Linked DNA regions of Homo sapiens: all the other regions are linked to region 7. A link is a loop called in an ENCODE intact Hi-C map of the cell type or tissue named here. Cell type or tissue: heart left ventricle. All regions are shown on one strand. Region 1 overlaps SLC41A1 (solute carrier family 41 member 1). Region 2 overlaps NUCKS1 (nuclear casein kinase and cyclin dependent kinase substrate 1). Region 3 overlaps SLC45A3 (solute carrier family 45 member 3). Region 4 overlaps SLC45A3 (solute carrier family 45 member 3). Region 5 overlaps SLC41A1 (solute carrier family 41 member 1). Region 6 has its middle 9.2 kb from the start of RAB29. Region 7 overlaps RAB7B (RAB7B, member RAS oncogene family).

The links. Peaks named below come from ENCODE experiments on the same cell type or tissue, not always from the same donor. Only the 100,000 strongest peaks of a DNase experiment are listed, where the experiment ranks them.
Region 1: a loop joins it to region 7, with 4 times the contacts of the local background. A loop is called at or near these places in 104 of 110 quality-filtered maps.
Region 2: a loop joins it to region 7, with 23 times the contacts of the local background. A loop is called at or near these places in 4 of 110 quality-filtered maps.
Region 3: a loop joins it to region 7, with 5 times the contacts of the local background. A loop is called at or near these places in 19 of 110 quality-filtered maps.
Region 4: a loop joins it to region 7, with 14 times the contacts of the local background. A loop is called at or near these places in 58 of 110 quality-filtered maps.
Region 5: it touches region 7 in a loop (10-fold over the local background); 104 of 110 quality-filtered maps call a loop at or near these places.
Region 6: a loop joins it to region 7, with 6 times the contacts of the local background. A loop is called at or near these places in 104 of 110 quality-filtered maps.

The regions. Positions count from the first base shown.
Region 1 is chr1:205,808,216-205,812,215 of GRCh38, forward strand. It overlaps SLC41A1 (solute carrier family 41 member 1), which reads right to left. Exons shown (of 11, transcript NM_173854.6): 2 at 1,855-2,872. The coding sequence starts at 2,226. Among named protein-coding and RNA genes, the nearest start is that of SLC41A1, 3.0 kb to the right of the region's middle. RefSeq lists a silencer at 2,048-2,279. In heart left ventricle, no CTCF peak of the experiment used is centred here; DNase peaks (open chromatin) are centred at 2,026 and 3,556; H3K4me3 peaks cover 4,000 bases; H3K27ac peaks cover 3,276 bases.
Region 2 is chr1:205,708,838-205,712,837 of GRCh38, forward strand. NUCKS1 (nuclear casein kinase and cyclin dependent kinase substrate 1) reads right to left here. Exons shown (of 7, transcript NM_022731.5): 7 at 3,985-4,000. Among named protein-coding and RNA genes, the nearest start is that of SLC45A3, 30 kb to the left of the region's middle. In heart left ventricle, a CTCF peak has its summit at 2,481 (motif pointing left); no DNase peak of the experiment used is centred here; H3K27ac peaks cover 290 bases.
Region 3 is chr1:205,670,086-205,674,085 of GRCh38, forward strand. All of the region lies in intron 1 of SLC45A3 (solute carrier family 45 member 3), which reads right to left. Among named protein-coding and RNA genes, the nearest start is that of SLC45A3, 8.4 kb to the right of the region's middle. RefSeq lists an enhancer at 1-493. In heart left ventricle, no CTCF peak of the experiment used is centred here; no DNase peak of the experiment used is centred here.
Region 4 is chr1:205,657,063-205,661,062 of GRCh38, forward strand. SLC45A3 (solute carrier family 45 member 3) reads right to left here. Exons shown (of 5, transcript NM_033102.3): 5 at 789-2,609. The coding sequence ends at 2,172. Among named protein-coding and RNA genes, the nearest start is that of SLC45A3, 21 kb to the right of the region's middle. RefSeq lists an enhancer at 3,015-3,603. In heart left ventricle, CTCF peaks have their summits at 684 (motif pointing left) and 2,030; DNase peaks (open chromatin) are centred at 659 and 2,059.
Region 5 is chr1:205,790,249-205,794,248 of GRCh38, forward strand. It overlaps SLC41A1 (solute carrier family 41 member 1), which reads right to left. Exons shown (of 11, transcript NM_173854.6): 11 at 1-1,470. The coding sequence ends at 1,285. Among named protein-coding and RNA genes, the nearest start is that of RAB29, 17 kb to the left of the region's middle. RefSeq lists an enhancer at 1,384-1,443. In heart left ventricle, a CTCF peak has its summit at 1,510 (motif pointing right); no DNase peak of the experiment used is centred here; H3K27ac peaks cover 609 bases.
Region 6 is chr1:205,782,695-205,786,694 of GRCh38, forward strand. No RefSeq gene overlaps it. Among named protein-coding and RNA genes, the nearest start is that of RAB29, 9.2 kb to the left of the region's middle. In heart left ventricle, no CTCF peak of the experiment used is centred here; a DNase peak (open chromatin) is centred at 1,581; H3K27ac peaks cover 2,924 bases.
Region 7 is chr1:205,976,009-205,980,008 of GRCh38, forward strand. It overlaps RAB7B (RAB7B, member RAS oncogene family), which reads right to left. Exons shown (of 6, transcript NM_001164522.3): 6 at 732-2,920. The coding sequence ends at 2,843. It overlaps SLC26A9-AS1 (SLC26A9 and RAB7B antisense RNA 1), which reads left to right. Exons shown (of 4, transcript NR_110984.1): 4 at 11-2,087. Among named protein-coding and RNA genes, the nearest start is that of RAB7B, 25 kb to the right of the region's middle. In heart left ventricle, a CTCF peak has its summit at 1,587 (motif pointing left); DNase peaks (open chromatin) are centred at 883 and 1,583; H3K27ac peaks cover 1,445 bases.

The sequences.
Region 1 (4,000 bases), 170 kb before region 7:
AAAGTGCTAGGATTACAGGCATGAGCCACTGAGCTCGGCCCCCTCTCCGAGTTTTTAACCAACTGGTGAACCATGGCCATGGCGAAGGCCACAGGGGTTAGTGGTGTGGGCTCTAGGGTCAGATGACCAGGGACAAGTTACCTAATCCCTCTAAGCTACAAGTTCCCTACCTACAAAATGGAGATGATTATGGATCCTACCTCATGGGCCTACCGAAGAGCCCCCCAAATGCTTCCCCACTACCATTACTATTATCCAGAAAATAAGACAACTCTCTTCAGTTCACCTCTGGACCCTGGCTCTGCAACCCTTTGTAGGTATCAAACCAGAATGCAACAACTTCAAGAATGAGAACTGAGGCCACAGGAAAGGAATAGAAGAGGTGAAGAAAAATGTTACCCTAGTCTCTTTCTCCTCCTCCTACTGTCCCAGTCCCGGCCCTAGGGGGAGGAGCAGCCCCTAGCAGGAGGAACCCAAAGCTCCAGGCTGGCTTCCCAACCTCCATGTAGGAACAACCTTCAAGATAACAGTTTTGGGGAAAGGGGAGGCAGTGCAAGGCACTTTGGCATGACTTAAACAGCACTCTCATGAGCAACCAAAGGTGCAGGGTTCCCCTGAAGGGCTCAAGTCAAAGTTCTCCATGTGCACACACTATCAAGAACCAACCCCCTTCAGTCTCCCAGGACACAGGCATGGTGAGACCTACCAGCAGAACTCTATATCACTATGGTCTGTAGGGTTGGCTTGGCACAGGGAAGGTGATGCTAAGCTTCGTGTCCTTCTGGGAGATATCACAGTCAGGGAACACTGGGGGTCCCAAAAAGCAAAGGCCAGATCTCCTCCTGCCTTGGTATTAATATTTCTCTGAGTACCTAGGACAGAGGCCAGCATTCAGCAGGAATTTGATACACATTGCTGAATTACTTAGGTAAACCCAGCACCTTCAAAAAGTTTGGTGTGCCACACTGTGCCTAAAAAACTTTTATCTAAAAACAAAACTTTAACTCTTGGACCTGGAGGTTCTTCATAAGTCCTGACTCACAATAAATTAACATGGCACATCTCTGGCTCTTAGATTCCATGTCCCACCGACTCTCATCCTTCATTCTACCCAATGTCCTCAAAAAGAACCCTCTTTGCCCAGGGCAGGTTCAGAATGACAGGTGAGGAGCAAAGAGGAGAGACAGTTCTGCCCAGGCCTAGTTACATTTTGTCCCCATTTACAGCAGATAATTAGCACATTTGGGTCTTGTTACACCAAATCTCCAAATCATGCATCAGACAGCAAGTGCCCACCCCCACCCCCCAAGGGGATTATGCCAAGGTTACAGGAAGATAAGCAACACAAAATGCCTTCAAGAGCCTTCCTACTTAATTTGAGACCCTCTTGGCAGCTGAACAAATTCCTGCCCAGTAGGGGGATGGAGGAGAGGCTTGAAACTGAGCTTTCTACTATGGGTATCCTTGAAACCCCAAATGCAGGGGACAAAAGGCATAAAGAGGAGACCCTTGTAAATGTCTCCTACTGAGCTGGGCTCGGCAGGACTGCTTGGGAGAGATGGCAAGCAACGACCCTGTTCCATCTCTCCTCTCCCAAGCCTGAGCTCGGGAGCCAATTCTGTTTCTATTTAGCAATACTGCCCTGATCACCTCCCCAGGGCTACTCGGTTTCCTTGAGGCTTCTGTAGAAAGGAACTAGACCAAGAAGAAACCGAGGACATGATCCAAAGGAAAACAGTATTCTAGGAAGCAGCAGCCACTTCTGACAGGGAGGTAGAGAGGAAGTTCCAAGTTTCCCAGCAGGCAAAGGTGGCCCTGGGCTCACAGTCAAGAGCTGCCCTACTCAGGTCCTACCTGCACGATGTCCAACACCATGCCAGCAGCCACGGTCCCAAAGCCTGCCAGGAGGAATGGAAACAGTACTTGCAGCCCGATGGAAAAGGAGGTCTCCTTGAGCGGGGAAGGTGGCGCAGGGCCACGGTCTGTGCTGACGTCGTCACTTTCGTTGCTCTGGCTCCCGTTCTCCAGCAGGGCGTCCTCCTCCCGAACCCCCTTGGCGTTGGCCCGAGACTCAATCACCACCTCTACCCCAGCCCCATCAGGCCCCAGGAACTCTGAGGTCCCAGCCAAGGGCTCTCTCCCTGGGCCATCTGAAGAGCAGGGAGAGGCAGAAGGGCCAGTCCCGTTCAGTTGGTGGACGTCCTTCGGCTCTGGCTTAGAGGACATGACAGGCACGGAGGAGGGGAAGGGAGAACTTTCCTCTCTTCTTTTTGCTTTCTCTCTTCTTCTCTAACTTGGGAAAGAACTTAGTCTTGGGGTGAACCCAGGCTTGGGCGCCGCAGGACCTCTTCCCACGGCTCTCCACTCCTACCAGGCACTGCAAAAACTGATCCACCAACAGGCAGCCCCATCAAGCACTGAAGCCGCAAGCTGGGAAGAAACAAGAAATTCCTCACCAGACAGCCACTAGGGGTGCAGATGCCTGACTCCAACCCACCAGCTCTGTGCTTGAAGAAAAAGTATCTGTCCTCTTATCTTCTTTGGTTCTCAGTGGCAGGCTCCTCAGAGCAGGGGGCATCCAGAGTAGAAGAGCTCAACCAAATTCTGGGGTGCCCTCTGAAGTGGCCCCTCTTCCGTAAAAAGCAGCTTGAGTTCAAATCTTTCAGAACACAGTGCCAGCCTGGGGCTGCGGCTCCTTCCCGCTCCTTTGGCTGGGCTCTGTCAGCTTCCCACAGCTCCTCAGGCTCTGCTGGTCCCAGCGCAGCGTCTGCCGTCTTTCCCTTCTCTTCCAGAAACTTCCTCCCTTCCTGGGAAGAGCTAATACCTCTTCAAATCCCTGGTCCTTAAAGTCACGAGAATCAGTGTGGAACACCTTATGTGGGAAGGAGAAAGAAAAGAAAAAGAACATTACACTATAGCAAAGGACAGCTTGTACTGGGAGAATTTCCCCCCAAGGAAGTTAGGAGTTCATCATATAGCTATAGAGTTTGCTATTTGCCTCCCTTTTTCCGCAAAAATTACTCAGTCCTGCACTGCTCCATCTGGAGGCTCAGCAGGAGCTATCCCCGCCATCCTCCCCACCAGCAACCCTCCTGAGGGATCACCACCGTGGTCACCAGCAATGAGATGTGACCAGCCTGGGATTGGGAAGATGCTGTGCAGAAGCCCTCTGCACTGTTTCCTCAGCAACTGGGGGTGGGTAGGTGTGTCCTCAGCAAGACCCCTTCTTGAATGCCCATTAAGAACCCTGCATTATTTAAGTGGGGTTCAGTTACAAATTCAGTCACAAACTCCCTGCCACACAGCCACCCCTGTATAAAGTGACTGCTTATCATCACAAGACAGCAACAGAAAGACAGCCACACAGGGCAAAGAAATAGGGAGAAACTGATTGCTGAGTGAAGTCCCCCAGACCCCAGATCGTTCTAGCTTCTGAGAAAACAAAACAAAGCTAGGAGGACTCCCTGGGCAGTGGGGCAAGCCTGCCAGACCAAGGCCAAGAGCCAGAGGCCTACCCACTCCTGCCCTTGAGAGTCAACAGTGTTACAAAGAGCTCAGACAGCTGACTCGGATCCAGGCCTCTGTCTCTCCCCGTCTCCCCCTGCTCTTGGCCCTGTGAGCTTGTCAGATAGGACAAGGGAGTTATCTCAGTTAGAAGGGACAGAGCATAAAACGATTGCTTATTACCCACGCATTTCAGTTAATTAGGCTCCTCCTGTTCCCCAGGGTTACTGAGAGTTGGATATAGTGGAATTCTTAGAAACAAAAACAAAAAAACAAAAGTAGCAATAAAAAAAACCCAAAACAAAAACCAAAGCACCGTAAGCCAATATGCACTTGCTCCAAATGCATCTCTTTAGCTGTAATGGCTCCACTTCTCTGCCTAAAGGAATCCCCAGGCTTCCTAATTCCTGATGGACTCCCATCCTATTCCATTTCACCAGAAGAGCTCTTATTCGTAAAAAATAAATTTAAAGAGAGTTCCACCAGGTAAGAGGAA
Region 2 (4,000 bases), 270 kb before region 7:
AGAACTCCTGTTTCCACTGTCTGGTATTATTAGTGTGTCCTTACTTAGACTTAGCTCTCCCAGAGAGAGAGCCATCTGCTTCTCTCATTGCACAGTGACTGTGCAATGGTGTTGACTTCTAGAGAAGAGTAGCCCAAGAGCTAAATATTAGAGGTCTTATTGCTTCCCTTAAGTGCATGGCAAGAGAAAGGAAAGCAAGGTGAGAAAAGGACTGACTTGCTTTGCCAATGGCCCAGGACTGGTGATTTTATAAGGTTTAGCACAAAAACCACTCTTTTGAACTAGATACTGTGTATATCCTGTGTACTTCAAGTCACACCAGCATTCCCTACAACAGAGCTTAGGAATGCTATTTATCTTGTACTCAGGCCAACTGTGTGGCTCTCTACCGAACAGCTGGTTCCCCATCCACCTCTAGGACTATCTAGTTGATGTATAAACAATATTTTTGCCTCAAAAACGCTAACCCCATGGAAACTAACTGTTCATCCACACACACACACACACACACACACACGCACACATACACACACGAAGGAAAAGAAAGATGGGGTTAATTAGGTCAGAAGCAGGAGGAAAAGACAAAACAGGGGGAGCTTGGGGTTTGTAACTGAGATGTGGCATGCATTAGATTTGAAGTCAGGTTACTGAAGCCCCAGATTATGTTCCAAGGTCTAAACAGAACGTCCATTGAGTCTTTGATTCCTAAAGACATTTAGTGCCTTATAAAAGAGCTTAGCTATATCATTATTCCTGATTACCTTAGAAGTAAAACGATATTTTTAAAGTGTTTAGTATTTGTATTCCTCTAGGCTGAATTAGTGAACCACAAGAGACCCAATTTATAGCCACAAAATGAGGATCCAGTGTGGGTCACTGTCTACACACTTCTTGGTAAACACCAGTGTTTCACAATCTATTTTTCGTTATTTCTTTTTATCTTTTAAGAGACAGGGTCTCATTCTGTCACCCAGGCTGGAGTGCAGTGGTGCGATCATAGCTCACTGCAGCCTTGAACTCCTGGGCTCAGGTGATTCTTCCTCCTAAGCCTCCCCAGTAGCTGGGATTATAGGTGCATGCCACTATACACAGCTAACTTGTTTATTTTGTTTTTGTAGAGACAGGATCTCACTGTTTTCCAGGCTGGTATGAACTCCTGGCCTCAAGCAATCCTCCTGCCTCAGCTTCTGAAAATGTTGAGATTACAGGTGTGAGCCACTGCACCTTATTTTTTGTTAATTATATTACTACACACGTTCAGTTCTTTATGGATGAGACACTTCTTACCAGATAACCAATCAGCTAGGGTTACCAAATTGGTAGTTATCATATCCTAAAATTTAGGCTATCATTTTTCTTGGATCAATGACTTTCTATCTCCTTCAGAGCCTTACTTTACCCATCTACCCTAATCTCTTATAATCAGGAGAGCCCTGACTACATATAGACTGTGTATTTGTGTTTCTTCCCAAGATGGAAAAAGTATAACTATTACACACATTGCTTTGTACATCAGCCAAGGAGGTGGTCTTACACATTCTAATAAAAGGGTTTGTGTATTCAACTTAATAGCTAAAACATTACCAATAATAATATATATGTGTACTCTTCCTTGATCAACCTGTTCCTTAAAGTTAGATTTTTAAACAAATCCCTTCTGGGTGCCAGCTTACTGCTAAATCAAGGCAAACAATTATTTCCAACATTTTGTTATCATAGTTTAAAGTAATTATTTGCTTTATTAGGATGGGAACTCTGGCTGTACCCTCTCACTCCCTGACCCCAGAATTAACACAGCATTTATTTCACAATATTTGTGCAGGGTTTACTATTGAACCAGGGGGCACACCCATGAATAATACTGATTTCTCTTGGTGGTGACCCAGCCAAAGCATGTCAAAATGAGTACCTATCTATTCTAGTAAGATAATGGAGGAAAAGAGAAGCAAGTCATCAAGATAAAGGAACACAAACTACCATATTACCTTGAAAACAAATCTAAGTATTTGTTGTGTGTGAACACATATCAGTGCTGATTGTACAAGAAACAAGGCTTTTGAGCTGGAAGGCAATTTCAAAGACAACACCTGTTTCAAAATAGGGCAAAGAGTTCACAGCTGCATTTTGAAATTTCAGTCTGCACTTCTATTTCGGGATGTTATCCACATAGGCTTAGGAGATATAAAGAGGGAACAACACAAGAAGACAGATGTGCATGAATCAAGAAATTCTATTTCCTATTTAAAATTCAGAAAAGATTGCTGCTACATACATTAGGATGTTAACTGGGTACACTGATCACAGGGCTTCGATAACCCAAGTAAGTGGCAAGGTGTTGATACACTTGCAGAATATCAACTGAGCCTAGCCGACAGTATCTAAAAATGTCCTGAGCCTAGTCTGATAGTATCTAAAAATGAGATGGGGAGAGCAAGCATTCCACTACCTATGGAGGACAAACACTGCCCTCTACTGGCAGACTGTAACTGCTATACAGTCAACATGACGAACATTTTCCTCAACAGTCACTATCATGAGACATAATCAGAAAATAAAAGCTTTTAAATAATTTGAGGCTTTGTGTCTAGGGGTCACCAGGATTTTCAAGCAAACCGAAGTATTCAATGAGAAATCTCCTTACTCATTGAAGTTTCCGACTTTCCCCATTAAATCTTTGATGTAACTCATTGGACTGGTTCAAGTATCACTGTTACTGGGAGATGTGAGAGAACAGCAAAATGCTCAAAAGCTCAATACCAGGAAGAAGGCTTAAGGGACCCATGTATACCAAAGGGAGCTGGCTTTAGAACGAACAACTGTGATAACTTAAAGCACACAGCACTGATTCAAACCCTTGTTGTACTACATACTAGCTACATCAGGTACCACATAAAACCTCATCTTACCTGAACCAGGTTATTCTTTACAATATTGGAAGAACAAACACTTGCCGATCTCACAGTTGTTGGAAAAATTAAATGAGGTAATATGTGTTGCACAACTACAGTGTAGTACTGTATACCGATGTTCATGGATAGGAGTCTAGGTAGCTCCAAGTGTGTTTTAACCTCTCTTCATCTGTTTATCCACTTGTTGGTTTTTGAAATCCTTTAAATCAGACTGCATTTCTTCAGCACTGTCCTGAAACATAAAATTGTCTATGTTATCCATAAAATACTTAAGGATTATGAGGAAAAGTAGATGGTTAATGCTCATCCAAATTCAACTTTAACCTGAGACAACTCATTATATTAAGAAATAAATGTATGTGGGCAGTGTGCCTGCACCTGTAATCTGAGCTACTGGGGGAGCTGAAGCAGGAGGATCCCTTGAGTCCAGGAATTTGAGACCAGCCCAGGCAACATAGCAAGACTCTCATATCTCCGAAAAAGAATAAAATGGCCGGGAGGGGTGGCTCACGCCTATAATCCTAGAACTTTGGGAGGCCGAGGTGGGCAGATCACTTGAGATCAGGAGTTCAAGACCAGCCTGGCCAACATAGTGAAACCCCGTCTGTACTAAAAATACAAAAATTAGCCAGGTGTGGTGGTGTATGCCTGTAATCCCAGCTACTTGGGAGGCTGAGGCAGGAGAATCACTTGAACCCGGGAGGTGGAGTTTGCAGTGAGCTGAGATCATGTCATTGCACTCCAGCCTGGGCGACAAGAGCAAGACTCCATCTCAAAAAAAAAAAAAAAAAAAAGAAAGAAAGAAATTTAAAAAGTTAGCTAGTCACTGACGGATAACAGGATGCACAAAGCATTTAATTTCAAAGCCAAATTTGCATTTCAATTATAGTATTTGGCTGACAAGGCAAGTATGTAAACAAGAGGAAAAGTTAAAAAGAAAAAAGCCCTAATAGCTACAATATCAGCCCAGTTCTAAAGAGGGATCTTGTACCACATTGTCCACCTAACAAGTAATCTTTAATTCAAAATTCAGCGTAGTTCTTATGGGTATTTGGAATTGAATGCAAGTGTGTTCTGTGAGTATAAACATT
Region 3 (4,000 bases), 310 kb before region 7:
CACTGACTGCACTCCCCACGAGCCCCACCCTCACGGCAGCTCCACGGGAGCCTTGGGGACACCCCAGAAAGAGCCTGCACTAGCCAGGAGACCTGGAAATGAGCATTCTTGTGAGACAATGCGCTCCCCATCATGACAGATCCCCTTTGTGAGGGGTGCCATGTGCTTGGGCTGCTGGGGAGATGGTGGGAGGGACACGGCATTAGACAACCACGGCTTTGGTGACTCCCAACCCACTCAGTCTTTGATTCTCTGGGGCCAAATATTTCCAAAGCAGTGAGGGTCTCTGCTTTCCCCAGTCTTGCCCTAGAAAAAAACAGTGATTTGCAGAAAAAGCGGAGGCCCACGACTTCACAGGGCTCCCAGGGGAACCTGAGGACCCCACTCAGAATGAAGCCCCCCCACCTCAGGGACTCCTAAGAAAGAATAAGGGCCGGCAGTGGGACGGGGGACCCCAGCCCCATCCCGGACTTGCTCCCTGGTGCCTGCCTCCCCCAGGGCCTGGAGGCCAGGGATTTAGAGTTCGCCCTGCTGAGCTGCCTTTTCTTCACCGTTACTGGAAGCCTTCTGCTTAGCAGCTTGTCAGAGAGGGTGAGGGGGCTGCAGGCCGGGACACAAAGGGGGATTAGGGAGAAACCTCTCGGCCTGCAGAGTAATCCATCAAACTCTCTCCGGCTGCCAGCGCCGGCCCCTTCCCACTCAATTCCCCTTCCAGCTGCTGCTGGCCCCCACCCCCTCCGGCTCCTGAGCCCGTCACTTCGGGCAGCAAAGAGAATCCCAGGCCCTAGGGGGGCAGAGGGGGCACACCACAGACACTGGGAAAAGGGCAATGGCTCCCTCCCCCCACTCACCCCCAATGTGTGAAAACCCAACAGGTGGCTGTGGCGCGGTGGAGAGTGGCTTTTGTTGCCCTGTCTGAGAGCTCCAGTCCAGCTTTGGAAAGGAAACAAATGCCAGAGGAGATTGGGGGAAGGGGAGGGGAAGGGACAGAGGGGCAGTCCCTGGAGCCAGCACTGCCCTCCCCTCCCCTCTCCTACCCAGTGACAGGGATTCTGGGGCTGGCTGACCCTCACCTTGGCCAGAGTCAGTCCTGGACAGCCTAAGCTAGGGCTGAAGCATGGGGACTCTCCCAAGGGTCACCTGGCAATCCCATGGTGACAGTCAATACAGACACACATTCTGACTCCAGGCACCTGGGCCTCCCAATCACACTTAGTTTCTGAGAACAGCTGCAACCCAAGGTCACACTGGGCATGCCCTCCAAACCAGGACCAGCAGTGCTCTTCAACCTGGAGCTCTCTTCCACCCGAGGGACCACAACCCTCTGAATCCTGACGTCCCCAAACCCTGGCAGACTCTGCAGGCTGACCTGGGTTTGGGTGTCTGCCTGACCTGGGTTTGCATGCCAGCTCCACCACTTATTATAATTGCATGAGCCTGTAACTTGACCTTCCCATGCCTCAGTTTCCTCATCCACAATGAACAACAGCAGGCCGGGCACGGTGGCTCACGCCTGTAATCCCAGCACTTTGGGAGGCCGAGGCAGGCAGATTACCTGAGGTCAAGAAGTTTGACACCAGCCTGGCCAAAATGGTGAAACCCCGTCTCTACTAAAAATACAAAAATTAGCCAGGCCCAGACATAGCGGCACATACCTGTAATCCCAGCTACTCGGGAGGCTGAGGCATGAGAATTGCTTGAAACCGGGAGGTCAAGGTTGCAGTGAACCGAGATCATGCCACACTGCACTCCACCCTGGGCAACAGGGTGACTCTGTCTCAAACAAACAAAAAACCACAAACACGCACACAAAACAGAAAAGAAAACGCACAATAGCAGCCAACATTGAGGTTATAATACATACTAGGCACTCTGCCGTGCGTCTTGATCTTCCAACCATCCGATGAGGTGGGTACAATTAGTATACCCATTTTACAGGCACAGAAACTTAGATTAATACCACCAACTTCATAGATGTGGAGTGTGTTTGAGATACAGGATATGAAAGTTCCTGGCGGCCACTTCTTTGGTCGCCTCCTCAGTGGAGGAAGGGCTTTCTCATTCCCAAACAGGAGCGGCTGTGGTTAGGGGAGACCAAGTACACTTTCTTCTCGGTTTCCATTCCCCCCCCTCACCCACGTGCCTCCCCCACCACACCAGCGCCTCTTTCAGCCCCTAGCAGCAAGAGGAATGCCAAGAATGCAACTGCCTCCCCAGGTGCTGGCCCCAACAGGTGAGGAGAGGTCACTGCAGCAGACCTGCCTGCTGGAGGAAGGCTGAGAAGGGAGGTAGAAGGTGGGACAAAGATCCCATAGTTATGAGACAGCACGATTTCCATCCACAGGGAAAATGAACACAGTGGCCGACCCCTACTAACTGCCTCAGAGGCGTCTAGCGTGTGCCAGGTACTTGATATATTGTACCTTCTCTCTAATAACTCATACAATTCATACGCTCCAAATCCAAGGTAGGTGTTTAATATTCATATTCGAGATGAACAGCTCAGTCTCAGAACGTAACATGCCCAAGGTTGCACAAATAAACAGTGGTTGAGCAGAAAATTCGAACCATTTGAAAATGCTGGAAGGTGCTCTGAACTGGGAGCCAGGAGAGGGCAGTCCTGTTTCAGCCACTTTTTTTAAGAGCTGTGTAGCCTAGACAGGCCATCTCACCTCTCTGGGACTCAGTTTCTACACCTGTAAAATGAGAGCTAATCTGGATAATGCCGAAGGTTCTTTACATCTGTGCAACCAGGTGATCTCACATGCACCCCCTACCCCCGGCAGTTGCTTCTTCACGGGCAGGTACCCCCTAAGGGCTCACTGATGAGGCTACATGACATTCAGGAAGGGATTCATGTTCACCCTTGTGAAATAGGAATATAAAATCCCTACTTTGTATTTGGACTTTCATGGCCTCCTACCAATGAGTCAAGGGGAATGAGGTGGAGAAGGACACCCCAGCCGCACTTACCCCATCCTTCACCTGCCCACACACTCTCAGGTACCAACACAGTGCCAAGGGTCAGCGGTCACCTGAAACTAAGCCGAATAACCAGGACATCTGGGGGTAGAACTGCCCTCTTCCCTAGTCCTTCCCAGAGTTGGACTCTGTTCCTGGCAGAAATTAGTAACTGAATTCTCTTCTTGGGCCACAATAAATGCTTCCCTACAAGGTGGGGCAGCAGTACCAAGAAATTCCTTGGCCCAAGGTAGGGGAATATGAACATGGAGGGGGAAGAGGGAGCTTGGCACAGTGTCCAGGCCACTCGGAAATTCCTTCCCCCCATCCTGCCTTTTCGTACAGCCACTGAAAAGAGAAGCCTAAATGGCTTTCCTCCTACTGAACTTGAACTCTGCCAGTCAGCCAGGCTAGACAGCTCTCCCTGTCCATGTACAGCCAATCCTAGTCTTCCCTTTAGCCTGGCCTCCCTTAGGAGGTGAGGTATACAGGAAAGAGGCCAGGAGACTAAAGATCTATGCAAACCTACAGATGGGCAGTGCCCTGCACCAAGAGTCAGACCATGGTGCTGGTTCCAACTCTGCCATGTCCCACACCTCTAGGGTTTCAAACTCATTGGCCTGTAAGGCTTTATTAGATCTGAGTCCTAGAGTCTGTGATCAGTCCCATTTATAAAGAGAGGGCTCCAAGTCAGACTCAGTACTCTGCAAGTGTGTTCTCAAAAACAGTCACTCTCAGTGGTGAGCAAGGAAAGGGTAGGCTCTCAAAGAAACTCATTTTCTGATTTAAAGATCCCAAGCTTGCTGACCCTTGGAAGTATACCTCAGTGCATGCAACCTAACCTCCCCTAAGGGAATGTCAGACAGCACTGAAACCCACCTACCCACACCCAACACCACAGAGCCTCAATTGTGTATAAGCCTGCTGTGAAGATGCTGGGGACACAGAAAACAACTGATCGCAGCTCCCTTTGGCAAAAGGGATAAAATGCAATCGGTGTGCAATGAGATGGCACAGTGGCACAAGTGTGAAGATACAA
Region 4 (4,000 bases), 320 kb before region 7:
TCGAGGTTGGAGGCATCGGGGAGATGGCAGGGCAGGGAAGACTCTGAGTTTGACCGGACCTGGCACGAGGGTGGAGGAGAGGGGAAGGGGCATGAACCAAGGCACAGTGGGGTCAAAAGCCTCATCGTGCACATGCCAAGTGCATTCCCTATTCCCATGCTGTGGGTGATGGGTGCTTGTTCCATCTCCTGGCCACACTATGGGTTTTTTTTTTTTTTTTCATTTTTTGAGATGGAGTTTCACTCTTGTCACCCAGGATGGAGTGCAATGGCACGATCTCGGCTCACTGCAACCTCCACCTCCTGGATTCAAGCGATTCTCCTGCCTCAGCCTCCCGAGTAGCTGGGATTACAGGCACGCACCACCACACCTGGCTAATTTTTTATATTTTTAGTAGAGACAGGGTTTCATCATGTTGGCCAGGCTGGTCTCGGAACTCCTGACCTCAAGTGATCCACCTGCCTCAGCCTCCCAAAGTGCTGGGATTACAGGCGTGAGTCATCATGCCCATCCCTACTCAGGGGTCTTTTAGAAGGAAAATGCCACCATTGCCCCACACTTCAGACTCTTTCTGACCCCCTCTCCCCAACTCCGAAACCCCCCAGTCCAAGGTGCAGCACAACCCCCCACAATTGGCAATTGACACAAAGAGTGCTGGTCTATGCCTCCACCTGCTGGTGGCCACTGGGAAGTGAAGCTGTCAAAAGCCAAAGGGCTCCCTGAACTGAGAGTTAAGAATGTTGTAGAAAGATCAGGTCTTTCCCCCTCCTAAAAGAAACACATGCCAATAAACATATAAGAAAGCCTTTAATTTTGTCACCATAAACATTATACTCTGATTGCTCACTTACAGTATAAAATATTCACCCCGCTAAATAAATAAGACGACATTATTGCAAACGGCACTTAAACCCCCCCTGAGAGATAAGACCTCCCTTAGCTCAGGCAGGGGGTGCTCCTGAGTTTCTGTGTGAGATTCCCCAAGCACAGATATACTCTGGGGGCTGAGATGGACAAAGGCTTGGGAAACCGCACTTTGTGCTTCTGGTCCTGCAGTAGCTCCAAACAGGGTTGTGGAGCTGGTGGGGAAAGTTGGGGGTAGGGGAAAGTTGGGGGTAGGGGAAATTTTGGGCAGTGCCTTCATCAGCCCAGTCCTAGAGAGAGTAGAGGGGAGTGGAAGTGGGGGGAACCAGGCTGGGCCAAGAGAAGAGGGGTGGTTAGGGAAGCCGTTGAGACCTGAAGCCCCACCCTCTACCTTCCTTCAACACCCTAACCTTGGGTAACAGCATTTGGAATTATCATTTGGGATGAGTAGAATTTCCAAGGTCCTGGGTTAGGCATTTTGGGGGGCCAGACCCCAGGAGAAGAAGATTCTGGCAATGATCAGCCCAATGACCAGCTATCTCAGGGGACCTGATTGTTGGGGATCCCCCACCCTACCCAAATATTAGACACCAACACAGAAAAGCTAGCAATGGATTCCCTTCTACTTTGTTAAATAAATAAGTTAAATATTTAAATGCCTGTGTCTCTGTGATGGCAACAGAAGGACCAACAGGCCACATCCTGATAAAAGGTAAGAGGGGGGTGGATCAGCAAAAAGACAGTGCTGTGGGCTGAGGGGACCTGGTTCTTGTGTGTTGCCCCTCAGGACTCTTCCCCTACAAATAACTTTCATATGTTCAAATCCCATGGAGGAGTGTTTCATCCTAGAAACTCCCATGCAAGAGCTACATTAAACGAAGCTGCAGGTTAAGGGGCTTAGAGATGGGAAACCAGGTGACTGAGTTTATTCAGCTCCCAAAAACCCTTCTCTAGGTGTGTCTCAACTAGGAGGCTAGCTGTTAACCCTGAGCCTGGGTAATCCACCTGCAGAGTCCCCGCATTCCAGTGCATGGAGCCCTTCTGGCCTCCCTGTATAAGTCCAGACTGAAACCCCCTTGGAAGGCCTCCAGTCAGGCAGCCCTAGAGACTGGGGAGAGAGGAGAGGGACGCCCCAGCCCCCAGCTGTGCAGCTACGCACCTCAGCAGCACAGGGTGGCAGCAGAGAGCCACATTACTTTGGCAGCAACAGAAACTGGCGGCCAGCCCGGCAGCCCCATGGGGCTAACAGGAGCGGGGAGCTGGGACCCAGTGAGGCAGGCCCTCCACCCCAATGTGCTGGAAGTTTTCTACGCTGAGTATTTGGCCAAGTCGCTCTTGTCAAATACTACCTGTGTAGCAAAGTAAATGGCGACCAGACCCAGGCCTGCGGCAGACACCATATAGGCAGTGACAGACTGGCTGAGCTGGACAATGGAGCCCATAAACAGGGATGGGGCCACCTGGGACAGCAGGAAGGCACTATCCAGGATGGCGAGGTCCAGGCAGATGCCCCGGCCCGGAACCACCCTGGCCTCGGTGGGCTCACCCACCACCACACGTACGGAGACATCACAGGCAGAGGCCCCGCAGAGCGCGGGTGGAGGTGGGAGCAGGCCACTGCCTCCAGCACCCACGTGTCCATTAGGGAAGGGAGCTCCAGGCTTAGGGCCTGGCAGGAAGCTGGTCATCAGGCTGTCCTCACTGCTAGCACCTCCAGTGTCCCCTCGGTATTTGGGCAGGAACACCTAAGGCAGAGGGGTGAAGAAAAGGGGAAGAGGACAGGTGTGTACCCAGCACTGGCACCACCCCAGCTGTGAGAACAGACCCTTGCCTCCATCCCAGGGGCAATGGGACTTCATGAGAATCAGGAGCAGGAGAGAAGATGGAGACCCTACTTGGTCCAAGTCTAACCAGGACCCTTCCTCAGGAGTGGGAGAAGGGTAACGGGGTAGGGCGGGGACAAATGTGAACCCAGAAGTCTAGGTCTCCTCTAGCCTCTTAGAACAGGTAAGAGGCAGACAAACTCAATATCACAGATCAGAGAGAACAGAGCTCCAAGGTAAGGAAAAGACACAGGGGGAATGAAGACGGTGGTAAGAGATGCACAGAACAGAGGAACAAAAGCCAAGGCAGGGCCCCTGATGGCCCAAACCCCACGCAGGCTCTCCTAACCTTCCTTCCTGCCTGCCCTCCACTCCGACATCTGGAAATCCTCATTGCCCGGTGCAGAGAAGCTCTGCCTCTCTGGGGTCCCAGATGCCACTAGGGTAGCTGCCCTGCCATGAGCTCCCTTGTCCCCAGCCTTGGGGCAGGGAGAATCCAGTAGACCCCAAGCAGGAGGAATGTCCCTCTTCCCACCTCCCCCAGCCCCAGCTGTGCTAATGTTGAAGGCTTCTCACTTCCTTCCTGCTGTCTGACTTAGATCAGAGTGACTGGTCGACCACCATCCCCCCAACCCCTGCCCTTGATGGCCCAGAGCCTCCTATTTAAGGACAAGGCCAGGTCTTATCCAACATTGTCCCCATGCCAGAAGAGTTGAGTTGGCTGCATTTGCGAGGTGGGAGCCATGGCAGAGCTCAAACCTGACACCAGGGAAGCCCACGGCTCACCATGCAGCTCAACAAGTGGGCAAAGGAACAGGCAGACAGCGTGCAGTGCCAAGTCTGCCATCAGCTGCTGTTAGGAAGGGGCCTCCCAGGACTTCTCCTCCCTGCCTGCCACCCCAGGAATGTCCGCTGAGGTTGGAGTCTGGAGTGGTCCGAGGACAGACATGCTCCTCCATCTGGAGAAGATGGCTAGCCCCAGAACGTTCCCTGGCACGACAGCACATACTCAGGCCTGGCCGCTGATGCCAGCCCCCTGCCCCCAGCCCAGGCAAGCAGAAGAGTGAAGGCTGAAGAAGGTTATCAGTGGGCTAACAGGGGTCTCAGGGACCAGGCTCCCCCAACCAAAACCTTAGCCCCTCCCCTCCATACCTCTCACCCCTGCAGCTACCTACTCAGTTAACCAGCCTCTCAGCTACGAACTTACCTACTCCTCTCCTCAAGTGCTACGAGACGCAGGGGCAGGTCTTCCCTACAGTCTGAGAGCTCTATGAGAGCAGTCCTGCATCTCCTCCTCCCTTGGGACACCCCAA
Region 5 (4,000 bases), 190 kb before region 7:
GGCCTTTGTAACCTGGAGAATGAGGTGAGGTTAGAGCTGTGTTTCCCTTACCACTGGCTTATCAGTGCCTGGCACAGTACCTAACACATAGTAGGCACTCAATAAATATTGCTCAAAGAATGTTTCAGACCATGCTTGTCTGCAGGAGAGCTCATCTTGCGGAGGCTGCATATTTGCTAAATGAACGAATAAATGATTGGTGAATGTTTGTGGGTAGAAGCCAAGAAAGAGGAAAACTGACCTCTATGGCATGACAGAACGAGTAATTTTAGGAAGTGACAGGGTCCAAGGTGACCAAGTGATTATGTCCTCAGGAGAAATGGCAGCAATGAGACACCTGTGGTTGTCCTCAACCTCCAAACCATTCTCCACATACCCATGACCTGACCCTAATCTCAAAACCCAACCTGGCAAGCTCTGGGGAAGGTAGTGCTTAGAGACAATTTGAGATGAAGGTTGAAGAGAGACAAAGAATCTGGGCCCAGGGAGACAAAGTCATTTGGGCCCAGGGAGAATGTGGATTTTGGGGAACCAATAGGTGGACATGGGTCAACAGGGAGAAGAGTGCACTGTTCCATTTTTTCCTGGATATGACAATCAACTGGAAATGATCAGAGGGAGGGGTTGTTGATGTTGACCAGGCCATTGAACAAGAGGCATGTGCACAAATTGAAAAGTCAGTCCACCTTACTCTTTCTGCGAGTGGGAACGCTTAGGTCCAGAGGGCAAGAGAACAGAACTGGGATCACAGGGGCCTGGAGCAGGTGTCTCCTGTCCAGAGCTTTGAAGTTGGTCCACTTCTACAAAAGTATGTCTGTGTTTGGGAGTGTTACTTATTCTTCTGTCCCTCTGTTCAACCAAAACCAAAAATAAAACAAAACAGATAAAAAGAAAACAAAACCAAAAATCCAGAGCCCACTTACAAAGGGTTTCTCATTAGGGCCAAGACAGGTTGCTAAAGCCAAACCCCATGTCCCCAGATTCCAGACAAAACTCCCCTGCTCCAGTCCACATCACCTGGAGGCACCCACCATGAAACTGCACTTGGTGATTGTCTCAAAAACCTACTTGTACTGCTTATCTCAGGCCATCTGTGTTTCCCAAATTCTTGCTATACAAACTTGGCTCAATGTATAAAAATTCCCATTGAAAATAATGAGAATTTGGTATCAAAGTGAAGTCCTAGAAAGAGGTGGGAGTGTGGGGTGGAGGAGGGACAGGGGAACAAAAGAAAAATTTCAAATAGAAAGTGCAGAGGGATGGGGAAAATGTTGAGTGACCAAGCTAGTCCCCGACATCCGTGTCTCGGTCCCCTATGAGCCAGAGAACATGGAAGCTGAGTGCTAGGAGCCCAGTGCCAAGCAGGTCCCCCAGAGCAGTCAAGTATGGGATGGAGAAGTTGTCCGGGTCCAGGCCCCGGCCCCACATCCAGTGCACCATCCAGTCTGCGATGTACAGGAGAATCAGCACCTGGGGAGACAAAAGGGCCCAGCCTATAGCCATCCTCTCTCTCCAGGGGGAGCCAGAGGCCACATGATCAGACCCATTCAGTGCATCACAGGGCTTGGCTGGCCATAATCCTTACTTTTTAATCTTCCTCTTTCCACCCCAGCAACCTCTCTGTGTTTCTCCACCCCACAATTACCACTTTGAGCAGACAACAGGCACAATAAGAGCTCTTTAGAAAGGAAGATGCTGCTACGACCCAGGGTCACCCACATCAGCATTATATTCTGCTCCCAAGTTTACCAAACAAGGAGCTTCCTGACCTAAATCCTACTTGTTGCAGAAACTCAGCCCTCTTGCCTCTAACTCTGGGTCACCTCATTCTGGGGTCACTCCAATTCCTGCCATGTTGGCCTTTCCAGGAGCATGGCAGGGGGCTGGCTGCTGGAGTCAGCTTTTCCTAAAGGGATGTCTTCTCTCGGCAGAGTGGTATAAGGATAGTGTTTGAAGCTGCTGCTGGCGGTTGTCTTAAGTAACAGATGATCATCCCAAGCTGGCTTCCTCCTGACCCTTTTCATTCTGTTGTTGTGGCTTTTCATTCCATTCTTTTCCATTGTTTGGGCTCAAAGAATGCAAGTTTATTTTAACATTAGTCCTAATAAAGTTGAATTGTGAATAAGTCACCTCAATATTAATATAAAGCAGACAATGCATACCAATTCAAAATACATTTGACATGATCTGTGGCTTTGATTTTATCTGTGTTCTTGCTTACCTTCTATTAATACAGATAATTAAGAATGACTCAGATCAGAATCTCGCTAGTGGGCCCAGGACCAGCAGCATCAACAACAGCTGGGTGCTTGTTAGAAATGCAAAATCTCTGGACCTCTTGAGTCAGAGTCCGCATTTAACAAGATTTACATGCGCTTTTAAGTTGGCGATGCCCTTGATCTAGAATACCACGGTGGGGCAGGCCTGAATCTCCTAGAATCTGCACAGTGCCTGACATTTGGGCTCCCTAAATGACTGCATCTGCGTGAGAATGAAACAGATTCTGACGGTCAAGCTCTAATACAGTCAGTCATCTGGGAGGTTTTACCCTTGACTATACTTTGTAAATACTGTGGTATGAAAATTCTGCCCTAAGGGATCCAGATGCGGGAACCACAGCCCTTAAGGGATCCAGAAGCCAGAACTGATACCTATTTTTAGGCAATCTTGGTTGCTCTCCTGTCCTCTCTCTTTTTTTTTTTTTAAATTTTAGGCTCTGCCTGAGAGAATCCTGCCCTCTCTCCAAGGAAGCCAGAGATGACTCTTCACATTCTCCCTTGCTCTGCACACAGCTGTCTTGTGCTACCACGGCCTTGGCTCCCCTACCTTCCATAACTTCACACCCTTTCCAGCAGCTGCAGAAGGGTCCCAAATAAAGAGCATGGCCAGGAGGCCTTTGGGACATGCCCTAGGAAGGGAATGGTAGCAGCTGTCCTCACATTCCAGCTTCTTGAGCAGGCCCCAGGACACACAGCTGGGAGGAGGTGGCAAAGGGATCAATAAGAGCCTTTACAGGGGATCAAGTGTCACGCTCTGGCCCTCCACAGATCTAGAGAGGACAGCAGAGGCAAGAATGTCTCCAGGGTATTCATCATGGGTGATGGCACTGAGGCTCATCCTTTCCAATTCAGGCCAAGGGATGAGCTGAAAACCTCCACCACAGACCCCTGGCATATCCACCCCCATCTTCCCACCACGTGCTGCACTGGAACCCACTAGCAATGGAATGTGGCAGCTTGGCTAACTGCTGCAGGGCAACAGCATATGGCTGATTCTCAGCCCCGCCCCTGCCAAGATGTCCGAACACAACCTTTCTAAAGCTGGGGGTGAGGGGGCTGGAGGGATAGGTGTTAATCAATACAGGACTGGCGAAATAAAATTATGGTCTGTGTATCACAGAATATGATGGAGCTGTAAGAAAATCAGGGTGTTGTTCTCTTTATGTATTGATATGGAATGATCTCAAAGATAAACTTAAATGAAAAATGCAGGGTGCAGACAGTGTGTACAGTATACTACATGTGTGTAAAAAAGAGGAAGGAAATAAGAAAAATATATGTTTACTTTTATAAATATAGAATAGGTTTGAAGGACACACAAGAAAGGGATAATACTGATGGTCTGTGAAGGAGAGAAACAGATGGCTGTGAAGAAGAGGACAGAAAAGAAGACTTTTCACTGAGGTTTCTCTATGAACCTTAAAACATTTTTGAACTATGTGACTATTCAAAAATCAAACCTATAAAAATTTAAAATGTAATAATAAGGGTGGATCTAGCTGTAAAGGGATAGCATAAGGGAGCCTTGTGGTGATGAAACAGTTTTCTGTATTTTGGTTATAGTGGTGGTCACACAAATCTCCACTTGTGATAAAAACTGCATAGAACGAACACACACGCACACACACACACGAGTGCATGTAAAACTGGTTCAATCTGAATAAGCACTGCAGATTGCATCAATGCTAATTTCCTGATTTTGATACTGTCCTAAAGTTATG
Region 6 (4,000 bases), 190 kb before region 7:
ACAATCCCTTGCCCTTTTTTTTTTGACTTTCTTTTTAGAGTCCATGCCAGTTGTCTTACAGGAAGTCGCATATCCTGGATTGTCTGTTTATTGCCTCAAGATTTGATTTAAGAAACATTTTGGGCAAGAGCCCCACACAGAGGATGTGGTGTGCATCTTAGTATGTTGCTGATGTCAGGTAGCTATTAGTGATGCCTACACTATGAATTCAATGAACACTTGTTGAAGAAATGATCTGGTGCCAGGCAATCTCCTAAGGACTTGGGAGCTTGACTTCAAATAGGAGAGAGACAGCTTATATAATCTCCAGAGCCTCCAACATTGTCCTAGGAGCAGAGTGGAAAAATGCTTTGTAACATGAAGGGAAGACTGAAGTGACATAGCAAATGGCCCAGCAGCAGCACAGAGGAGAGGGACAGACCCAGAGAAGGGTGAGGTCAAGAGGCTACAGCTGTTCCTCAGCCCCAACCCCCAGACTCACTTCGATGATCATAACTTTTTGGCTGTTGCTTTGGGGAGGGGCAGGCAGCTTGGTGAAATGCCTGTGACCCAGCTAAGCATTCAGCTGGAAGACTTCGCAGCAAGGTGCCCAAGGAAACCCTCAGGACAGAGAGGCTGGCAAGTTCAAAGGGCAGCCTGCCAGTCATTCCTCTGCTGGCCCGTGCCAAGGGTCTAGGCCAGATTTGGGCCTGGGAGTATCTAGGGAAAACATCAAACTATAGTTTTCACTGCCTTGGTTGTCACATTTGCCTCCTTCTGTGGCTACCCTCCTTCCACCCCAAATAAAGGCCAGGGAAAGAAGACAGGAAAAAAGTGAAAACTAAAGAGAAAATTTTGCTTCAAAGAACTGGTTGTGTGGTTCCCAACTGTCCATATGGCACAGGAAAGTCTCATCTGTGAAACAAAATAAAGTTCCCTTCCAACACAGACATGACTGTTCTAATTTCCTATGTTATTTCAACTCTCTAGGAGGTGAGAAAAGCAGAAATTATTGCACCCATAGGCCATCCTTAGTTATCCACTGATAACCTGCCCCTCCTTGCCAAGAACTTGGAAGTAGCATTGTCCTCCTACCCCTCTCAAAGATAAACTGTGAAATCCACATGTAATGAGAGGTGCCCAGGCAGGAGGTGACATTGACCCAAGGTATAAACACACCTAAAGAAGGAATGCACTGATCCAAAGAAAGGTCTCAGAGGCAAAGAAAGGAGACTCTGAAAGAATTCTGGCTTCACTTCTTTGGGCTCTGTCTGGCAGAGGGACCAGAGTCTTACAAGAATATCTGGCCCTCTGTCAGGTATCCCTATTGTGCAGACTCATGCAGCCAAATATAACAAGGCCTGGCGCCTGCTGGACTTTTGCGTTTTAAAACTAACTTCTCTATTAGGATTCCTGACTTTCCAGGTACTTTCTGATCATCTGCCTTCCCTTGTGGCTTGCTTCCAGGAGTGAATGTGCTGGTCAGGCTGACGTGTCCGTCCAGTCCACTGACCAGCTGGCATCTGGTCTTATGCACAGGCCTCTGGGGGTGTGTGGGTCTGGCAGCCTCCTTGAGTGGGATGACATCTGAATGGGACTAGGTTTCTGAGCCTCTGAGGATGCAGCTGGACTCAGGGTCATAGTTGGCTTAGCTTAGCCATGTCATAGCCTTCGCCCAGTGGAAGCCTAGCTGTGAAACAGGCTGGTCCTCCTCACTGCTCAGCGTTGTCCAGCTTCAGCTGCACCCATGTCACAGATGGATAAAACCCAGCATCGGCTGGGCTTGGTGGCTCACGCCTGTAATCCCAACACTTTGAGAGGCCGAGGCGGGCGGATCACCTGAGGTCGGGAGTTCGAGACCAGCCTGACCAACGTGGAGAAACCCCGTCTCTACTAAAAATACAAAAAAATTAGCCAGGTGTGGTGGCGAATGCCTGTAATCCCAGCTACTCAGGAGGCTGAGGCAGGAGAATCGCTTGAACTTGGGAGGTGGAGGTTGCAGTAAGTCGAAATCGCACTATTGCACTCCAGCCTGGGCGACAGAGCAAGACTCCATCTCAAAAAAAAACAAAAAACAAAAACCAAAAACGAAACAAAAAAAACCTCACAAAAAAACCCAGCATCGCTCCAGGGCTATCCACTTCTTCATTCCCCAGTTCCTTCATATTATTACCACCACTAATTCAACCCACATTTTATCATCATCATCATAAAAGCTTCTATTTGTCGAATCTTCTGTGTGCCTAACAACCCCACAGAGAGGGCATTATTGTTCCATTTTGGGGACCAAAAGAGGCTAATTATGGCCACGAGCTGAGAGAGCTGGGATCCAAATCTATTACTATGTCTGTCTACCTCTAATTACAACTATTTTTAAAAATTAAGCTGGGTGTGGGGATGAGGGAGGTTTCCCAGAAGAGTACAGCATCCTTAGCATGTTTTCTGAGTTTCCTCATTCCAAAGGTGGAAAACAGGACCCCTACTTACTGAAGTAAAAAAAAAAAAAAAAAAAAGAATCTGCCCTGATTGGCGAAGGCAGCCTGGCAGTTGTGTCTGGTTGGAGAAGCAGGAGAAATTCTAGGTAAGCCCTGGGTCATCTCAGAGGATTCTGGCAGCCAGCTGTGACCCTGATACAGAAAAAAGATAACCTAGATGTTAAGCTAAGCGAGAGATATAGAATGTAGAAGCATGAGCAGAAGCATGAGTGGGCACATGATGGACTATTCTGGCTCCACAGGATGGGAGTTATGAGGGCGAGAGATCAGTGGCCTTGTTCTTGGCTTGGACGTGGGTCCCCTAAGAGCACTTCCGGCCATGGTGACATCTTTCCCCGCTACCTTCTTGAGCCTGTGTCGAAGGGTGGTTTGGTGTGTGGCCTGCCAATCAGGAGACTGTAGTTAATATTCCGTCTTTGACACCTGGGGCAGGTCTTAAAGTTAACCTCTTAAAGCTTTAGTCTCCCTTTCCATGGACTTCGAATTCCTAAAAACCACATACTTTATTTCTGAGTAATTTGTGAAGTAGTTAACAATTTAGGTAATATGATTGAAAGTTATGCGCATGACAGCCTGTGGCCGAGTAAAAGACAGATAAACATGTGGGTGTCCCAAGAAGGCCGCAATTTGGGGCTCTTCTAATGCAATGTTCTCTATACAATTGTTCAACATTTTTTTCACTTAACATTTGAATATAATACAAAATATTTATGTTCAAAACAAGGACTGTATATCACATAAATATGACTGAATAGGACATAACTTTTTTTTTTTTTTTTTGAGATGGAGTCTCTCTCTGTCACCCAGGCTGGAGTGCAGTGGCACGATCTCGGTTTGCTGCAAGCTCTGCCTCCCGGGTTCACGCCATTCTCCTGCCTCAGCCTCCCGAGTAGCTGGGACTACAGGAACCCACCACCACACCCGGCTAATTTTTTTATTTTTTATTTTTAGTGGAGACGGGGTTTCAGTGTGTTAACCAGGATGGTCTTGATCTCCTGACCTCGTGATCCGCCCGCCTCGGCCTCCCAAAGTGCTGGGAATACAGGCGTGAGCCACCGCGCCTGGCCAGGACAGAACATTTAAACTTATTTGGATGTGTTTTTCATTTAACTTAAAAAAATCACCAATGACTAGATAATATTAGTCATTCATACTTAACTAAACATAAATATGACTGTAAAGTCTTTGAAATTATTTTTAAACATTCTTTTTTGGTTGGCCAAGCTGTCTTCACTTTTCTGCAATTTCTTTTTCTTTCTTGAGTTATTAAGATTTTTGTGTTTTTGAAAAGAGAGTCTCACCAAATTGCCCAGACTAGACTTGAACTCCTGAGCTCAACTGATCCTCCGGCCTCAGCCTCCTGGGTAGCTGGGACTATAAGCTCATACCACCATGCCTGGCTGTAGAGTTTTTTTTTTGTTTTGTTTCTAATCATTCAAGCCAGACATTTTCATGGGTGCCATATTAAAATATTTCATATTTAGATAATGTAATAAAAATACAGTACAGTAAACAGCATTATACTA
Region 7 (4,000 bases):
TTCTTTACAGGGATGGTGATGAAGGACCCCAGAAGCGCTGCCTGTACACCCCCAACCAGGCTCCAGTGGGTGCCACTTGTCCCGGCCTGAAGTCACAGCCTCCAGATGCTGCCTCCCTCTGCCAATTCCTATACCTGCTGGGGTGGACACTGAGGGCCAGTCCCAGACTTGGGAGCAGGGTGGGAGTGGGATGGGGGGTGGTGCGTAGGGAGGACCTCTATGTGGCCCTGATTGTTGGCTCAGTTTCCTCTGCCTGGGGGATGGGTTGAGATGTCCCCTGGTTGTGACAGAACAGAGGCTGCAGGTTCTCAGCCCCTGCAATCCCCACCCTGCATTTGGAACATTCTGTCCTGGCTCCTGAGTCTGAAGAAGGTGCAAAATGTGTGGTTTGGAACTCCTATTGAATCTGAGCGTGGCTCTGCCTCTTGCAGACTCAGAATCTTTTCCATTCTAGCTTCAGTGTGTCTGAGACTCATTGTTTGCTAAGGATTGATTCCATGAATGAGTGACCTGCCCTCAGTGGGGCCCATCCTTGATCGTAGGCTCTGTTGTTGCTGTCTTGAAACTCAATAATGTCTGAACAAGAGACCCGGATCTCCATTTTGCACCGGGTTCTGTAAATTATGTAGCCAGTCTCAGTTCACTTTTAGTTGTCTGCCCTTTAGTATCTTTTTCATATCGAACCACGTAGATGTATTTTTAAAAATATAAAATCTAAGTCGCACAAAAGATAAAAACAAAGAAGGACACATTTATTATTTGTTGTGCACCTTTAGAAATGGTCCACAGGTCCACTGCAGTGCACAAGCTGCTGCATGCACACCGCACGTGACAATCCAGTCTGCCTGACTCCCAGGACAGCCTGTGTGATATGCAAAATGCCATTCCCATGAGGGCGCATCATGTTTCCCAGGAGCTCTGAAGGACACAGATAGAGCTTGTGCTCTAGGCTGCCCCCCTGTTCCCGTGCTGGCTCCATGCTGGTGTCCAGAATGAGCCAGTTCACACTCCAGTGCCACGTGGGGGGAGAAGTGGCTCCCAAACTCCCCTGCTGACCTCCCCCCGGCCCCTAGGTGTACCTTCCAAGTCAGATGACAGTCATAGGCTAACATCCCCAGCTTTGCCTGGAACTCAGGAAAGGATACTTACGGGTAGACAGAAAGATTCTGCAGTGGGCATGGACTTGGCCATTGAAGACCCTGAGAGGACATCTTGTCCACCCTCTCCAGGCTAGGCCCTGTCTGTGCTGCCTGGAGCCAGAAGAAAAAGATTCCAGCCTTGGAATCTGCAGGGAGGGAGACTCCTTGCAGTGAGCTTTCTTGCATTTCATTCTAGTATTTGCCACAGATGCTGATTTCTTGCCTGAGTCATATATATTGAAGTTTTTGCTCATTTCTTACTAGGCTTAAGAAATTGGAATTCTCTGCCTTACAAATCCCAAAGGGCTAAACATGCCTCCAAGCCCATGAACAAGCTTTGAGCATCTGAAGGACAAAACCCCAGCTCCTAAAACCTTCATGAGCATCCACTTTCTGCTCAGCCTGGAAGAGAAGGAGCACTGCTGCCCTCTGGTGGTCAGGCAGCAGAGCATCTAGGAGCCACCCAAGGGAGCTGGGTCCCCTTTGCTTTGTCTTTGGGACAGCAGCTTTGAGTATTAGGTCAATGGATGTCCTTTCACTGTTCCTGGAACATGGCAAGCTTGTTTTTGCCTCAGGGCTTTGGGTCTTGATGCTCCCTCTCCCTGGAATGTTCTTTCTCCAGCTCTCAGGTGACAGCTGCTTTCTCATTCTCTAGCCCTCAGACCAAATGCCACCTCCTCAGGGAAGCCCTCCTGGACCACTTCATCTAAAATAGCAACTCATCCCACCCCCTGTCACTCTATCCCATTACCCTGTTTCCCTTTGTTTATAGCACTTACCTGCTATTTGGAAATATCTGTCTAGAGTCTGCGTCTCTCCCTCACCAGATGTCGGCTCCAGGAGGGCAGAGTCCCTGTGTTTTGTTTGTCACTGGACTTCAATGCATCGTACATAGTAGATACGCAAAAATAAACTTGTCAAAGAAGTAAATAAATGCATATTGACAACAGCTACTGGATTTAAGCACAGCTTCTGGTCCTCAAAACCACACTGTGATACAGGGGGCAAGGCACATCTCACCCCCACAGGACAGATAAACAAATTGAGACTCAGAGATTTATGTGAGTTGCCTGAGCACCCAGCAAGGAGGAATGAGCCATGGTCCCTTGTGGCTTCTCCTGTGCTCCCTCAGTCTTCTACCCTGGAGGGAGCAGAGGGGGTCTCAGGCACGACAGCTTCTGCCAGGAGCTGAGGCGGGCCCAGCATGTGGGGTCCAGACCTTTACTCCTTAGTCTGCTCGTTGAAGGAGGCTGAGCTGTGCCATTGTCCAAAGCTTTGCTTGTGGCTGAGGGGTGTGAGGTGGGAGCGGGTGAGGAAGGTCTGTCCACAGGAGGATGTAACCAGACTCCAATCAGTGGCCGGTCTGCGGAGATGTGTGTTCTGGAGCGGGAGTGTTTGAGGGGTGGATGGGTGGGGAAAGCTGGAGCCACTGCGGAAACGGTGACTTCTGCAGGACCAGGGTTTGGCTCTGACATTCCGGGCTTCATCCAGACGCTCTCACTATACTCAGCCTGAGCCAGGGGCTGCCCTCTGACTCTGGGCCCAGCACCAGGGTCAAGGGCTCTGCCGCAGAGCTTAGGCCCCCTGCACTGTGCTTGGGCAGGCAGTGGGGCTGGAGGGGGATGGTCACCTGTTCTCAAGCCTGGGGTGACCAGGCTCGGGGCAGGCTCTGTTTCTGGGCTTCCAGAGCAGGCGTCTGGAGGTCAGCAGCATCTGCTCCTTGACTGGTCTGGCGAGAGCTTGATGGATTCTGTGAGGTGATTTTCTAAGATGCTCTGGTACTGGGGAAGGAAAGAGAGGCCGGCATTCATGTCCTGAGATACAGAGTGCACCGCCCGCCCTTCATTTCTTAGTGGGCCTCAGAGCCTGGGCTCTTGTTTCCTCCCCATTATACTTCTGGGAAACTGAGGCCCAGACAGGGAAGCCACTGGTGTTCCCCACCCTCCTTCTTCCCTGTGTCTCCCCTCCAGCCTCTTCCCAGGAGCCCAGAGCAGGTCAGTGTCTGAATTAGCGGCCCAAGTCTCCTGACCTCCAGCCATGTCCTATAACTTTCCATTCTCCAGAGGGGACAGCTGAGGTGTCATTTGGGCTTAGGCAGAGAGGTGACGGCCACTCCTCATTTCTCCTGGAGACCTCTTCCTGCAAATATCCCAATACCCCCAACCTCCTTTTCATCCTGTCCACCTCTCAGCCTCCCCTACTCATGCCTAGAAAAGCCCAGTCGGTCCTCTGTCCTGGCCACATCCAGGCAGCCCTCCCTAAAATGGACTCAATGTTTCTCCCGGGCCCTTTTGCTTCTCCAGTCTCTCTTGTCCCAACAAGGGTCCAGAGGAAGCCCCTTCTCGGTCTGCCAAGCTTCTGCCTTTCCAGCTGGCTCCACTTCTCACCAAGAGCCTGCCCCCCCTCCCCAGTTCAGGGGTTGGGGTGGTATGGAGGAGGGGGCCCTTCTTTAAGCAGATGGGTTCCTCAGGCTGAAGACTTTCTTCTTCAAGGGATCCCATCTCTTCACGCTGCTATGGCCTCTGCTAGTCACAGAGCTCAATCGCGTTCATGTTCCTCCCACAGCCAGTACTGTGGGCCTCGGGGTGAGTGATGAGCATTCACTCTACGTGGAAGGGGTTTGTGCTACATTGGCATGGACCTGAGCAGGGGCAGAGCATCCTGTGTATCACGCAAAATTGTCCCTGGCAGTCCATCTCAAGTGTCCTTCTCAGGGGGCAACTTCCAGGGACAGGGGTGCTGCCTCCTTGTCTCTGATTTTATCTCCCCGGCAGTTCCCAGGCTCAGGCCAGACACCCAGCTGGTGAATATCCACCAAATCCTTAATGCTCATGACCCTAGACCTCAGGAGGTGGTGTCCA